Linked DNA regions of Homo sapiens: region 1 is linked to region 2. The links are chromatin loops, found by intact Hi-C in ENCODE. Cell type or tissue: chondrocyte. All regions are shown on one strand. Links, peaks and the distances in the headings refer to the core of each region. The heading gives the core; the rest is flanking DNA.

What was found. Peaks named below come from ENCODE experiments on the same cell type or tissue, not always from the same donor. Only the 100,000 strongest peaks of a DNase experiment are listed, where the experiment ranks them.
Region 1: it touches region 2 in a loop (6-fold over the local background); 17 of 110 quality-filtered maps call a loop at or near these places.

Annotation. Positions count from the first base shown.
Region 1 is chr7:151,629,950-151,635,324 of GRCh38, forward strand. It overlaps PRKAG2 (protein kinase AMP-activated non-catalytic subunit gamma 2), which reads right to left. Exons shown (of 16, transcript NM_016203.4): 5 at 2,120-2,189. Among named protein-coding and RNA genes, the nearest start is that of RHEB, 110 kb to the left of the region's middle. RefSeq lists silencers at 1,644-1,743, 1,894-2,763 and an enhancer at 3,134-3,483. In chondrocyte, for the core only: CTCF peaks have their summits at 1,740, 2,190, 2,583 (motif pointing left) and 2,789; DNase peaks (open chromatin) are centred at 1,944 and 3,089.
Region 2 is chr7:151,365,815-151,371,189 of GRCh38, forward strand. It overlaps NUB1 (negative regulator of ubiquitin like proteins 1), which reads left to right. Exons shown (of 15, transcript NM_001243351.2): 9 at 1,125-1,311; 10 at 2,047-2,154; 11 at 2,921-3,073. It also overlaps a transcript of WDR86 not described here. Among named protein-coding and RNA genes, the nearest start is that of NUB1, 27 kb to the left of the region's middle. In chondrocyte, for the core only: CTCF peaks have their summits at 2,483 (motif pointing right) and 2,744; a DNase peak (open chromatin) is centred at 2,499.

The DNA.
Region 1 (5,375 bases), core at 315-5,314, 260 kb after region 2:
ATGAATAAGCAATTTAAAGTTCAAAAGAAACAAAGCTGCATTTGGACTACCACGCCAACACTGTTCTTTCTTCCAGCTCAGCTCAGCCTCAAAGTCACTGTTTAACATTCTGCCTCCTTAAGAATCTAGAAAAGTTTGACAGGGTTATTCGTGGGATTCGGTGTGCTTTAAAGGAATGACAGCAATATAGATAAAAATAGATGGGTGAAGAGGGGAAATTCCTCTCTTAGACACTTAGGTTTAATACTTTACATTCATTACATTGGCAGACACAATGAAAAGAAAAAAAAGAGTGTATATCTGCTTAGAGAAATGCATAATTAAATTAATAAATCTCAAGTAAGAAGAAGAAAAGGGACAGGACACCAAATCTGTGTTGAGAAGAATCTCTGTGTTGGGTTTCATTAATAAAAATCTTAAAAAGCTCATGAATTCAGTACAATGCTTAATGGCACTTAAGCGATAATAGTAACTAACATTTATGAAGTACTCACTATGGGTTTACACTGTTTTTAAATGCCATGATACGGATTGGCTCATTTAATCCTCAAAACACCTGATATTAGCTCTATTTTAGAAATGAGAAAACCAAGGCACAGAGAGGTTAAGTAACTTGTCCAAGGTCACACAGCTAAATAAGTAGTAGCGATTCCTCTCGAACAGAAGCTGCTCTCTAGTTCTTCTTGCCTCCCTGCTAATTTGCAAAAATTGTAACTGTAAAAGACTCTCATTCTTACTAATATAAGAGACAAAACCCTGGTGATTTAGACATTCAAAGTCTTATGGAACGGGCACACCATTCCACCCTGTGGACAGCGGCCAAGATTTGGCCTGCAATATAATAAAACTGAGGAATAGTGAGATGGGTTCGAATGAAGACCCTGGATTATTTTTCTGTAGGATGAAATGCAAATTAAGTCCGGTAAAATTCTGAAATGCACCATTTGTTACCAATAAATACAGACAAACACTTTTAATGACAATGACTATGAACGCGTTCTCTTCCAGCTAACATGTTTGTGAAATGCTGCAGTGAATCTCAAAGATAACAGGCACCCGGCTAATTCTATTGGGTTAACACGTCCATGCTGGCTGTGCAGGCTTATTTAAGTAATTGCCTGACTGTGAATGAACAGAGGTATTAAAGTAAAGTTGGCACAAGGGACAGCATCCACATGGCACGTTCTTTGTTTCGAGAGCTTTATTCTATCAATACTCCTGGAAAAAAGAGAAGTTGCTAAATAAATAATGGAAGCACACAAGACAGTGTGAACGCCTTTTCAAGTCCTCGAATTGTCAAGCATCTTATATAAAGTTCTTTCCCGACTCTGAGCTCATCACATTTCATTTTACATATTAATTTTGCGTAAGAGCAAGCTCATCCCGTTCAAATGTTAACAGCTTCAAAATAAGATCCTGGTGAAAGCTCGTCACATTCCATTTTAAATATTAATTTTGCCAAAGAACGAGCTCATGCCTTTCAAATGTTAACAGCCTCCAAATAAGATCCAAGTTATTTACCTGTAAGATACAAGAAGAAGACAGGAGAGGGAAAAAAAACAACCAAGTGAGAGGAGAGGCGACAGAAATGACGGAGTGAGAGGGTCGCCTGAACTCAACACCGATTCAATAACCTCTTCAGGTTTTCCTATTTAACTTTCCCCATTAAAAAAGAAGACACACCCTACCGGTCATATCTTCACAGGCGCAGATAAGGGCACCAGTCTATGATTAAAGGGTCTGGACTGTGGGTATGATTCGGGGTTGCCTCCGAGTGCATGGTGACAAGCACAAACAATTAGCGCTCCCTGACACCTTGCTGTAATTCGAGTTCGGCGAGTAAGGACAAAAGGGCCGCCCGTCCGTGTGGATGCCGGGCTCAGGGCTGCGCTCTGGGAGCCTGGCTCGCGTCCCCTCCGCGGACGCCCGGTACCCCGCAGCCCGAGCTCGCCGGCGCCCGCATCCCCGCCCCGGTTCCCGCCCCGGCCCCTGGGCTTCCGCAGGACGCAGCTCGCCGTGGGGCAGCGCCGGAGATGGGGCGCGGGGTCCCCGCGGGTCCCGGTCCTCGGGCGGCCGGGCCGTGGGAGCGCCGGGCCGGCAGCGGGCGGGGCGCACTCACCTTCGTCCTCGAACTCCAGCTTCTCCAGCATGCCGGCTTCCGCGGGTCCCAGGGCCGCCGCCAGCGCCGCCTGAGGGGGAGGAGGAGGACAGCGATCAGCATGAGCTGCGACGCTCGTCCCCGGCCGGCGGGCTCGCGGCCGGCCGAGCGCTGGGGCCTGGCTCTGCCGCGCCGCCGGGAGGAGGGGCCTGGCAGGGGACGCGGGCAGCGGGGGCCGGGGGCGGAGCGGGAGCGCTGCCCCCACCCGCCCGAGGCCGCCGCCGCCGCCGCAGGTGGCGCGGCCGCGGCCCGCGTGCCCCTCCGCGAGTGGGACGCGCCGCTCCCCCCCGCGCCTTGGTACGGCCCGCCCGGGAGGAAGCGTGGGAAGGGACCCGGGAGCTCGAGGGCGGCAGCGCCTGGGCCCGGGGCGCCCCCCTCCGGCCGTGGCCCGCGTCCTCCCCGCCGTGCCGCCATTGGGAGAGGCCCGCGGCCCGCCCCCACTCCGCCCCCCGGCGCCGCTCACCTTCCCAGCACCGGCGGCCGCGCTCGGCAGGCTCCACCTGCGCAGGTGTGGGCTCCGCGGCGCGGGGAGGGGGAGAGGGGCTGGAGGCTGCAGAACGCCCCGGGGCGCCAGCTAGGGGATCCTTTCTCGCTTTCCTCTTCCCTTTCCAAATTTTAGATGTAACTGCCCATCCTCGGCCCCCTTAACAAAAATCGTTCCGTGGGCTACACGTATTGTAGATGCACTTTGTCGCTATCCATTTTTTTTTTTCCAGCATGGAACTCTTAATTCGCGTCCTCTCTTCGCAGCCGAGTGTCTTCTCGGTTGGGGAGCCGCTGCCAAAAACGTACACACCCTGAATCTGGCCCTGGCCGCTCAGGAGCTGGGTATCTGAGACTCTACTATGGCCAACTCAGGTTGGCAGGCTGCGCGGCCAGCAGCCGCTAGCCTCCTGGAAGGGCAGGACAGGCCGAGAGGGGACTGAGGTCCCTGGCCCCACGGCCCATCCCTGCAGAGTGCACGGGCGCCGCGAATGCGATTAGCTCCAGTACCGATTAGGGCTGAAAGGAGCTTGGCCCTAGCGCTCTTGCAAGCCGGGCCTGAAAGAGGAAGTCCTGAAAATGCCTCTCGTTTAGCTTTGTCATCTTACTTGCGCCAATCCCTAAGTCTTAAACCTCTTAAAAAAAGAAAAGGGGTGGGGAGAGAAAAAGAAAACAAAACTAAGATGTTTCATGGTAAAAAGCTACAGCAGATACCATACTTCATAGTGAAAGACTGTTTTCCCTATGAAGTTCAGAAACCAGGCCAGGGTGTCTGCTCTCACTAATCCTATTCAACATGGTTCTAGAAGTACTAGGCCCTGCAATAAGGCAAGAAAAGGAAAGAAAACGCATACAGATTGGAAAGGAAGAAAAACACCTGTGTAGATAACATGTTATCTACATACAAAATATCAAAGAATCTACAAAAGAAAGAAAAAACTCACCTGGAATTAGTGAGTTTGGTAAGGTCATAGCATACAAGATCAACACACAAAAATCAATCACATTTCTATAAACTAACAATGAACACATGGAAAAATATATAAAACAATATCACTTAATACAATCACTTCAAAGAAAATTAATACTTAGGCATAAACTCAAGAAACCATGTATAGTAGCTGTATGCTGAAAATCACAAACTGTAGATGAAAGACGAGCTAATAAATGGAGAGACAGTCCTGAGCTGGAAGCCCCAACATAGTAAAAATGACAATTCTCCCCCAGATTAATCTTTTGGTTTAATGCAATTGCTACCAAATTAGGGTTTTTTTTAAAGACATAAATAAGCTTATTCTAAAATTTATATGGAAAGGTGCAAGCTCTAGAATTCTATTTATTTATTTATTATTTTTTTGAGACGGAGTCTCGCTCTGTCACCCAGGCTGGAGTGCAGTGGCGCAACCTCGGCTCACTGCAAGCTCTGCTTCCTGGGTTCACGCCATTCTCCTGCCTCAGCCTCCCAAGTAGCTGGGACTACAGTAGAATTCTTTAATCTTGAAGTCGCTTAATATTAAAGCAAACTATATAGATACAGCAATCAAGACAATGGTATTGGCAGAAGAATGGATATAATAATCAATAGAAATAAATAGAAAACCCAGAAATAGACCCATGCAAACATGGCAAACCAATTTTTGATGGAGGTGTAAAAGCAATAGAACTGGAGTAATTGGATATCAAAAGGTAAAAAGACAAAAACAAACCCCAACCTAAGCCTTGCGTTTTACACAAAAATTAGCTCACATTGGATCGTGAACTTAAAACTATGAAACTTTTTGGAGAAAATATTTGGGAACTGGGGCAAGGCAAAAGTTAGACTTGACACCAAAAACACAGTCCATAAAAGGAAAAACATAAATGGACCTCATTAAAATTAAGAATTTTTGCTCTGCGAAAGACCCTGTTAAGAGGATGAAAAGAAAAGCTACACAGTAGGAGAAAATACTTGCAAATCACATAGCCAACAAATTACTAGCACACTGCCTATAGGGTTAGCCCTGCTCTCCAAGGAATAGCAAAAATAAAATAAAATAAAAATGTCTGGAATACATAAACACTACCAATATTAAACAGAAAATGGAGAAAATAATCCAATTAGAACATAGGCAAATGACACAGAGCTGTTTCACCAAGAAAGATATACAGATGGCAAATTAGTGCATGAAAAGATGTTCAAAGTCATTAGCCATTATATAAATGCGAATTAAAACCACAATGAGATACTACTACACAACTGTTAAAATGGCTAAAATCACAATAGTAACAACATCAAATGCTGGTAAGGATGTAGAGAGACAGACAGGATTACTTCTACACTGCTGGTGGGAATGCAAAATGGAACCACTGTTTTTTTTTTTTTTTTTCTTTTTTTTTTGAGACAGGGTCTCCCTCTGTGGCCCAGGCTGGAGCGCAGTGGACCTATCTCAACTCACTGCAACCTCTACCTCCCAGGTTCAGGCAATTTTCCTGTCTCAGCCTCCTGAGTAGCTAGGATTACAGGCACATGCTACCACAGGTCAGCTAATTTTTGTATTTTTAGTAGAGATGAGGTTTCACCATATTGGTCAGGCTGGTCTTGAACTCCCGACCTCAGGTGATCTGCCTGCCTTGGCCTCCCAAAGTGCTGGGATTACAGGCGTGAGCCACTGTGCCTGGTCAGGAACCACCACTCTTAAAAACAATTTGGCAGTTTTTTATAAAACTAAACATGCAACTACCATGTAACACATCA
Region 2 (5,375 bases), core at 325-5,324:
CCCACAACTGGACTGTGTACATGGGCCCTCTTTAGGAGACTACTGTTTTAAAGAGTAAATGACAAAATTAAAGTCCTTTTTTTTTTATTCCATGCATATTTTGATAGGCAGGACAGGAAGCTTGAGGCCATGTGGATTTTGTAGTTTTATACAAGAGCATTCTTATTTTTAGTAGAACACCAATGAACATAAAGAGAGAAAACCTTGTTCATATACAATGTGTGGTTCCAAATGTTCTTATTGAAGACTTGAGACCTAGATTGGCATTAGGAATTTTTAATGTAATCATAACTTAAAATTAGTCACCTTGATGGCTGTCTTTGTCAGTGCTCCTCCTGGAGCACACTGACTTCTGTTGCTGTCTTTCTTCCCTTTGCTGCGCCTGGGTTCAGCCTGCTGCCACGAATACGGAGTCAAATTTTGCCTGCACACAGGCCCTCAGAAATCAGCTGGGCCGTTAGAGCCTGGTGCTTTCTGGATTGTTTTTCCCCCAGCTTGAATATGATTGAACATGAATGCCTTGTCAGAGCCGTCATCAGCTGAGGCATTCATAGTACGTAGGGATTTTTTTGGTGTCTTTAAAGAAGTGGTGTTCAGCCCTGGCTGTACACTAGAATCAGCTGGGGAGACTCTGGCAGTATAACCACCAGGCCCAACCCCCAGAAATTTCTGTTATGTTTGGTCTGGGTGGGATCAATGATTCTTAAAGAAAGAAAGAAAGAAAGAAAGAACGTTGCTCTGGCCCAGGTGATGCTGATTTGCAGTCAGGATTGGAAGTCACAGCTTTAAAGCATGGTCTTCCCCGTATTTGCTGAGGGCCTCTGAAACAGTGGCCCTGGGTTCTGCTTCCTATCAAGGGGCTGCATGTGTGTCCTGGGGCAAGTGGTGGTAAGCTTTGATTCCTAAGCCCTGATTTCTGATTTCTCTTTCTTTCCCCCATTAGAAGGATGAGATTATAAACACAGCTCCCTTCCTAAACATTAGGATCTCTCTTTTAGAGCAGTCAGCCTTTGAATATATACCAAGAACGGGGAAAGAATTCCAGTCATTCACAAAAAGGTTTCAAATGCTAAAAATGTTTCAAATGCTGCTTGGCAGTGATGTCACTGTCCTTCTCTTTCCAGTGAGTGTTGCAGAGAGCTGCTGGACACAGTGGATAACTACGCCGTCCTCCAGCTGGATATAGTGTGGTGTTACTTCCGCCTGGAACAGCTGGAATGCCTTGATGATGCAGAAAAAAAATTAAACTTGGCCCAGAAATGCTTTAAAAATTGTTACGGAGAAAATCATCAGAGACTGGTCCACATAAAAGTATGTTCCTGGAATTCATCTTATGTCTCGTTGAGTCCATTTCTAGCATTTGTGTTTATTCCTGTTAAAGTATTTGAACTACTGCCAGAAGGTAATTTCATTTTGATAGTAGTATGCAGTATAGTCTTTTTAAACTATATATTTATAAAGTGTTCAATGTTTTACAAATCTGGCTGTCTCTCTTACTTAGCGTGTGAGCATTTAGCCCAAAGGAACATGGTTTGCTAGTCATAGAACCCCATCAGTGATCACCCTGACCAGGAGAGAGCTGCTGACTTCTTTATATCGGTAGAGTCTAATTTGCAAGATGTAAATGCAGAAAATAGACATTTCAGCAGTAATGGTTTACGTGAATGAGTCACAGCTCAAGAGCTGTGGCTCGAGTAAGGATTTTTCTGATTTCCCCAAGTCATCAAAATCCTGCTGATGCAGACTCTCTGATACCTGGTTTGGATTTCTGCATACTTCTCTGCTGACCAGAAGGGCCACTGTGCTGCATGTCTGGAGGCTGGTGCCCTGACACTGACTCTCCTGTGTGGCATGAGGAATGTTATCATACCACAGGGGATGGGGAAGAGGGGGCTTCACTTTTGCCGTCAGTCATAGTGAAGCCATGGACATTTTAATACCTATCATGTTGCCCCTCTGGAGACCAAGGGAATGACAGAGATGAGTATTATAGACCTGTAATTAGAAATAAGGCAATTTTATCCTTTTTTTCTTCAATAATTTTAGGGAAATTGTGGGAAAGAGAAGGTACTGTTTCTAAGACTCTACTTACTTCAAGGGATCCGAAACTATCACAGTGGAAATGATGTAGAGGCTTATGAGTATCTTAACAAGGTAAGAAAAGTAAAGTTGTAACCAATTTTCACCTCCTTTTAAAAAACATTCCCAGAAGTTAAGGATTTTAACTTAGTAGTTTGTGACTTGTGAGAAACATGCCTGTGCTTTCTCCGTGCACAGGAGATGTTGAACCAGAAACATATTTGTATATGTTAGAGTACAGCCAGATGCTGTAATGAGACTTCAAAAAGACAGTGACTTTAATTGGATAGAAGTTTATGGCTCACTCATCTTGCCGTCTAGAGGTGAGCCAGGCCGGAGCAGTGAGCAGCCCGCCAGCCTCAGCGAGGCGTCCTAGGTTGCTCCTGTCAGTGCCTCTTCCAGCCAGCAGAGGGGGCAAGAGAGAGTCCAGAGCAGGCCACTGGAGAGATGACCCCGCAGCTGCACCCAGCGCTGTGGCTGCATGCCATTGACTTCGACTTCACTACCTGGCTACACCCAGCTGCAAGGGAGGGTGAGAAATGCCACGTGCACAGCTGAAATTCGGGGGCTTTTGTTGCAAAAACAAAGTGGTTACCAGTCACTTCTGCAACACCCAGCCTCTTACCTCGTGTTGTGCTGTGGCTAAGTTATGTGAGTAGAGGTAGTGTTGGTCTGTTTCCATTTGTACTTGTTAATAACAGGCCTAGTTTAGAGATTTTATCCAAAATCTGATGCCTTTTAATTCACATTGGATACAATCTAATTTCTTTTAGGCTTTCACTTTGTATTAAGCTTTAAGTATTGCCGTGGTTACATGATTCTTACATTTCCCTGTCTCTAGGCACGTCAGCTCTTTAAAGAGCTATATATTGATCCATCAAAAGTGGACAATTTGTTGCAGTTGGGGTTTACTGCCCAGGAAGCCCGGCTTGGCCTGAGGGCGTGTGATGGGAACGTGGATCATGCGGCCACTCATATTACCAACCGCAGAGAGGTACCCACTTTCACATGCCCTAGCTCTCTTGGGTATGAAAGAACAAAAAAAGATAATCCCACAGGAGTGTTAATAACCAGGAACTCTTTATTACTCCAGATTGGGAAGGAAGGAGAAACTTGTCCTTTTTTTTTTCTTGAGACAGAGTCTCACTTTGTCATCCAGGCTGGAGTGCAGTGGCACGATCTTGGCTCACTGCAAGCTCCGCCTCCCGGGTTCAAGCAATTCTCGTGCCTCAGCCTCCTGAGTAGCTGGGATTACAGGTGTGTGCCACCACACCTGGCTAATTTTTGTATTTTTAGTAAAGATGGGGTTTCACCATGTTGGCCAGGCTGTTCTCAAACTCCTGACCTCAAGTGATGCGCCCACCTCAGTTTCCCAAAGTCCTGGGATTACAGGTGTGAGCCACCGCGCCTGGCCGAAACTTGTCTTTTTCAATTGGATCATTTTTCACATGCTGCAGTCTCCTTAGTTTTGTTTCCTGCTGTGGTGGCAAACGGTCCCCTCTCTCTCTTTCTTTAACACCATAGTGTATTTCTGGAAGTCATTTTAAAAACAAAATTGTTTTTTCATGAGGTCATTATTAAAGTTGGGGATTGCATCCTTGCCTAGAAACATAAGTCAAATCATAGAAACAAGTTGTATTATATTATGAAAGCACAGGTTAAAAAACTATAATCATTTGAAACAATTAAGTACATTAAAGAAAACCTTAGAATTTTGGAGTTGGAAGCATCCTTATTCTATCCAATATGTTCTGCAGTGAAAGAACTGAGGTCTAGAGGGCGGTCATGGTGGAATATTAGCAGGAGAGCCATTTTTCTTCTTGCCAAAACAAGAAGTTGGTACTAGATTATCTCACAGGTCCTTTCTAGCTGTAAACTCCAGCCATAGAAGTCTCTAGAATCTTCACATGTATGTTACCTCGTTTCCCTTTTTGCTAAACACTAGGATAATCCTGAAGGAAAAAAGCAGCCTCAGGGGTATTTGGATGGGAGCAGGAAAGCCCCGTGGTTGTTTGCCTACCTGATGCCAGAGAGGGAGTGGATTCGTGGGTTCATTCCGTGGTGAGCAGTCACAGGGTTTCTCCTTTTACAACACCAGCTGTGGTCATTACCTTTCTCTCTTGCCTAGTCCAATCGTGGTCCTTTGGGTCTTGCTATAGAAGTCAATGAGTAGGTAAAGGCAGAGACTTTGAAAAGCTGAGTTCTTTTTTTTTTTTTTATTCCAGAGTCTCACTCTGTCACCCAGGCTGGAGTGCAGTGGCGTGATCACTGCAACCTCTGCCTCCCAGGTTCAAGTGATTCTTCTGCCTTAGCCTTCTAAGTAGCTGGAATTACAGGTGCCCACCACCACGCCCAGCTTTACTTTTTGTATTTTTAGTAGAGATGGGGTTTTACCAATTTGGCCAGGCTGGTCTCGAACTCCTGACCTCAAGTGATCCTCCCGCCTTGGCCTCCCAAAGTGCTGGGATCACAGGTGTGAGCCACTGCGACCAGCTGAAAAGTTGAGTTCTGTGTGTTTGAGTTTTACATGGTCTAATTCAGTACTAACAGAAAAATGAACATTGCTGATACTGATTTATTGCTTTACTATTACTCCACTACCAGTAAGAATTTATTATTTTTATTTTTATTTATTTTTTCCTTTAATTTTATTTTATTATTATTATACTTTTAAGTTTTAGGGTACATGTGCACAATGTGCAGGTTAGTTACATATGTATACATGTGCCATGCTGGTGCGCTGCACCCATTAACTCGTCATTTAGCATTAGGTATATCTCCTAAAGCTATCCCTCCCCCCTCCCCCCACCCCACAACAGTCCCCAGAGTGTGATGTCCCCCTTCCTGTGTCCACGTGTTCTCATTGTTCAATTCCCACCTGTGAGTGAGAATATGCGGTGTTTGGTTTTTTGTTCTTGCGATAGTTTACTGAGAATGAAGTAAGATTTTATTAGCATCTGGAAAGCTAGTGTTTTAAAATGAGATCATTTGGAAAACAGTTCTCATCACTGTATAAGACTATAGTTCATAAAACATTGTCACACTCATGTCATTCACTTCTGCCTGTGACCAGCCGAGAGGCCACAGGACAGGTACTTCTCATCTTACACATGGGAAGAGCTGTTGCTCAGAGGTGGTCTTTTAAAGTATAGTGGAGTCATATCACTTGTACATTTCTGAAGTTAAAAGCCCTTGGAGAAAATGCAAATAAAAAAACCAGTGTATATAGTGCAGTTGATCCTTCTCCCTCTTCCACCCAACAGATGTTGTTAGTTACGATGCCTTTGGCTGAAAGC